Regions from separate parts of the Mus musculus genome. Here region 1 is linked to region 2. The links are chromatin loops, found by intact Hi-C in ENCODE. Cell type or tissue: left cerebral cortex. All regions are shown on one strand.

Evidence for each region. A loop is a pair of places that touch in the nucleus more often than their neighbours do. Peaks named below come from ENCODE experiments on the same cell type or tissue, not always from the same donor. Only the 100,000 strongest peaks of a DNase experiment are listed, where the experiment ranks them.
Region 1: a loop joins it to region 2, with 4 times the contacts of the local background. A loop is called at or near these places in 3 of 42 quality-filtered maps.

Annotation. Positions count from the first base shown.
Region 1 is chr4:67,991,448-67,993,947 of GRCm38, forward strand. No RefSeq gene overlaps it. Among named protein-coding and RNA genes, the nearest start is that of Gm23738, 190 kb to the right of the region's middle. In left cerebral cortex, no CTCF peak of the experiment used is centred here; DNase peaks (open chromatin) are centred at 962 and 2,068.
Region 2 is chr4:67,476,479-67,478,978 of GRCm38, forward strand. No RefSeq gene overlaps it. Among named protein-coding and RNA genes, the nearest start is that of Tlr4, 650 kb to the left of the region's middle. In left cerebral cortex, a CTCF peak has its summit at 1,083 (motif pointing right); a DNase peak (open chromatin) is centred at 1,121.

The sequences.
Region 1 (2,500 bases), 510 kb after region 2:
GCCTAGTCCTACATGCACATATATAGTAAATGTACAACTTGGTCTTCATATAGGTCCAGAAAAAAATGAATGAGAGATATTCCAAAAGCTGTCGCTTAAACGTGAAATATGTTGTTCTAACAGGACTGTTGTGTCTGGCCTCACTGGGAGAGGAAGCACCTATTTTGCAAAGACTTGAAATGCCATGGTGGATGGATTCTCAGAGAGGTCCCTAACTGATCAGAGGAGAGGAAAGGGTGGGAAGAATTTTAGGATGGGAACATTGAGTGCGATGTGAAGTGAATAAGTAAATACAATCTTAAATTTAAAAATAATATATTAATTCATTGCTGTATTTATTAAAATCTCTAAAGTTTTGCCTTTTTGTTTTGTTTTGTTTTTAGAATGGCAAACAGGATCACTGCATCTATTTACATGATTCCTATACAAATCATGGATGTGGGAGTATGTGAATATGTGTGTAAATGCATACACTTAATCACTCAATAGTCATATCCTCCAAAAGTTATTCTTTGCCACAAATGCAATATAAAATTACCATCATTTGCTGAAGGTATTTAAAAGTTCATGGTAATTTTTAAACAAAATTAAAAAACAAAACAAAACATCGAATTATTTAATGTGGACTAAGTGGAGAAGAAGCCTAAGTGAAAGGAAGGGCTTGTCTCCACACTGAGTTCACCCATATGTCACTGCTTCTTGTTTATTCATCACGCAGGCCTTGTGAGGAAAGGACACTTGTGATTGACAACCAAACTTGTCTCACAAAAATGTAAAGGTTTTGATGAATAATGGAGCTAAGTAACTTCAGAGTTGGCAAATTACTGTTCTATGATCATTCTCCAAGCATCCTTTCCATTTATAGACTAGCTGCAACTCATCCGTGTGATTTCTCAATTTGGCTCTTCCTCAAGATCCAGTAACAATATCAATCATGGGAGCCAACCAGCTCTGAGACCACCATATTAAATTGAGAACTAAAAAAAAGAGGCTGTTGCCACGACATTATATAACTGTGGATATTTATATTTCTTCAGTCTCATTACTCCTCACTTCTGAAATGGGACTATGTAGATTCACCATTCCCTACAGTCTGCTGCAATTCAGCTTTATGCTTCCTCCTTCTCAGCCCTATCATCCAAATGCCCCAAGCATCATAAGACCATTCTATGATGTGTTCTAATGCCAACAGGTTACAGAGGCAAGGAAATTTTGAGTAAGCTATGGAGAATAAAGATGGACATCGTTCTTTTTGAAACAGATATTTTATTGTCTTTAATTTGTAAACAACCATGAGGATTAAGTACCCTATGCAAATAATTTGTTGTTGTTGTTTGTTTGTTTGTTTGTTTCAGGATTTCTAACATTGTCCTTGAAAAACTATCTTTATTTTGTCTTTTTTTTTTTCCCAGACCTGAGGGCCGAACCCAGGGCCTTGTGCTTGCTAGGTGTCTTAGTCAGGGTTTCTATTCCTGCACAAACATCATGACCAAGAAGCAAATTGGGGAGGAAAGGGTTTATTCAGCTTACAATTCCATACTGCTGTTTATCACCAAGGAAGTCAGAACTGGAACTCAAGCAGGTCAGGAAGCAGGAGCTGATGCAGAGGCCATGGAAGGATGTTACTTACTGGCTTGCCTCCCCTGGCTTGTTCGGCCTGCTCTCTTATAGAACCCAAGACTACCAGCCCAGAGATGGTCCCACCCACAAGGGGCCTTTCCCCCTTGATCACTAATTGAGAAAATGCCTTACAGTTAGATCTCATGGAGGCATTTCCTCAACTGAAGCTGCTTTCTCTGTGATAACTCCAGCTGTGTCAAGTTGACACAAAACTAGGCAGTACACTAGGCAAGCACTTTACCACTGAGCTAAATCCTCAACCCCGAGAAACTTTCTTTGAACCCTGTTATTCTAGGCTTTTATAGACTATGAATTTTTCTCCTCTCTGCTCAGACCCAATTCTGTTTCATGAAACTGGGTTTAGATATCTCTGCTTCCTAAATTGAATCTGGCATGGATCTCAGAACTTTAGAGATTTCAGTGTAAATCCATAAAGACTTGCAACTCCTGCTGGGACTGTGTGGGAGTCCTACAGAAAAGTTGTATGCAAACATTTGCTCACCTACAGAGGTGGAAAAACTTCCCTGGAGGCTTCCTTAATGCCTACTTCTGTATTATGAGATGCTCATCTGTACTAAAAGATGCTTCTTTTAAACTTGAATTCTTCACTAACTTTCCCATCCCAACTTTCTTAACTTTCTCTCTCTCTCTCTCTCTCTCTCTCTCTCTCTCTCTCTCTCTCTCTCTCTCTTTCTTTCTTTCCTTCTTTCCTTCTTTCTTGCTCTCTCTCTTTCTTTCTTTCTTTCTTTCTTCCTCTCTCTCTCTCTCTCTCTCTCTTTCTTTCTTTCTTTCTTTCTTTCTTTCAATTTCAGGTCATTCATACATATACACGGGTCAGACATATGACATATAGTTCATATATAATTATTGAGATTCAACT
Region 2 (2,500 bases):
TAGGTCTTAAGGAATGTTGCACTTTCTCCAGGACATGTATCTTCTCCACACATTCATGGAGGCATCAGTTGTCCTGGCTGACTGTTAGAAAAGACTTGGAAAGTATCAAATTATCTGGCTTGTAGTTTCCTGATGGTTAGAGGTTTTTTGCTTTTCCTTTGTCTTTTTCTCTCTCTTGTGACTGTGCAATGAAAAAAAAAAAAAACTATTGAGTAAAAATGTAACAGTTTGCTTTTTTAGATTGTTGGAAAACACATTGGATGCCTCAAAATGAAAAAAAAGGCATTCTGTCATTGTGTTCCACAAGTCTCACATAAGAGCAGAAAACCTCGAACTTATCCATATTCACTTGTGAAACTTAAGTATGTTCAGTTTTTTGCAACCGTCCCAGCCCATCACTTCCTATCATGGTACCGACCTCTTTTCTAACTAACACCTCCGTGAGACCTAAGTGCCTGATTAGTATGGAAACTCTAAAGGAAATAGAACAACTCTTAAGGAAAAGAACAATTTCCCTGGTTATTCCCTCATGGTGAAAAGCAGAGAGGGTTGGAACTTGGCATCTGAAAACTGTGAAATCCTAGGATTCAGGTTGTGCTCACTGAAGGGATGGACTTGTGGGTCTCGTGCGCTGTATTTCCCAGATTGTCGATAAGAATTCCTGCAGAACACGGGTGTGGCATTAGGAACAGATCAGTTTGGAAACTGCTGTGTTTTCCTTGTCATTTGCTCTCTGTGACCCTTTGCCATGTCCTCTGCTCTTCAGTTTTGCATCCATTGAATGACCTTCCCACTGAGGATTAATTTGTGGATGGGAAGTGCTATTCCACATGCAAATTGTAGAGCTCATTTGAATTAAAATGAATTAATGTGTTCAAGATTCTTTGAGCCAATAGCAGCCTCCTGTCCACTAAATTGTGTCATTACTATCAAGGCTAGTCACTTCGTGCTTAGCCTTGATGAGGAGCTTGGGGAGGGGACCTGGTACCTAAATCCCTGGGAATAGCAATTCAATCAGATTAACAGCTTTCTTTTAAGCAAGATGCTTCAGTGCTAGCCTTCCTCAGCTTTGGTGCTGACGCTGCGTGCCTTTTCTCTAGTGCCACTAGATGGCGATAAAATTCCTTATTGTCCTCTACCTCTTGCCCAGCACCAATCCTCCAGCTTCCACCGTTACTGCTTCTGAGTCTAAGCAGGCTCCACTAGGGTTAGAAGGGGCTCCTTTCTTGAGAAAAAAAATCCTGGGCCCCCAGGGGTGCTTGAGACAGAAAATGCCTCATGGCCTTGGTGACCGTGGAACTTTCTCTTCTTTGGCCTTGTCTTACTTTACTACCACATGGTTTATCCATTTCCTCATCTATAAAGACAGGTTACATACATACATACATACATACATACATACATACGTACGTACGTACATGCGTACATACGTACATACGTACATACGTACATACGTACATACGTACATACCTACATACGTACATATGTACATACATACATACATACGTACGTACGTACATATGTATATACATGCATGCATACATACATACATACATACATACATACATACATACATACATACATACAGTACAGACAATAGCTTATGGGAGTTTTCACATCATTGGAAAACCCTATTTCTAATACTAAAATCACACATCACTTCTATTTGTAAACATGATGTATGCCAAGCTGTTCCAGATGAAGACATTATCAATCTGCCTTCAACCTGCCTTTTCCCATCTCTAAACACCAGGGGAGAATCCTTCCATATCGTCCCTGCTTCCTTTCCAGGTGGCCCGGGTACACATTCCCAGGACTCTCTCCCCATGGGATCTGTAGTCATTGGTTAGGGGAGGCTACTCTCTCCTCCAAGATTTTTTTTCAAACAGCTTATCCAAGCCAGCTCTTCTTCCCATTAAAAAACAGAGGGTACTTTTGGGTTGTTTGTTTGTTTTTGGTTTTTTGGTTGTTTGTTTGTTTTTAATTCAAAGACCCCAAGATGACAGAGACTTAGAAACTTTTCATTTCTTTAGTCCAGTAGATTGTCAGCTCTACCATGGCAATCTCCTGTAAGATTTTAAAACGCAGATTGCTGGATGTCTGTCACCCAGGGTTTGTGAAGCAGGAAGTCTAGAAGTAGCCTGAGAATTTGCCTTTTAGCAGGTTCACTGCTGACACCAAGGCTTCTCTTCCTTCTTCACAGGACTAAAGGGAAGGTCCCAACCTGATGTTTCACAAGTGCAGAACCCGAGGTCCACTGAAGAGAAATGATTGCTCAAGGTCACAAAGTAAACTGAAATTAGCAAGGACGGGGATACCAGAGTCTTTTAAGCACAGCTCTGTAAGTCCTCATTCGAATCAGTGCTTCTTAGGAAATTTCTTTTCTTCCCTTTATGGAGAAAGGATTTGCTGAGCAAATTTACAGACAAAATCAGATGGTAGGTGAATTGTTTAATCTGTAATCACTTAAAATAGACTTCTATTATTTTTTTTTTTTTAG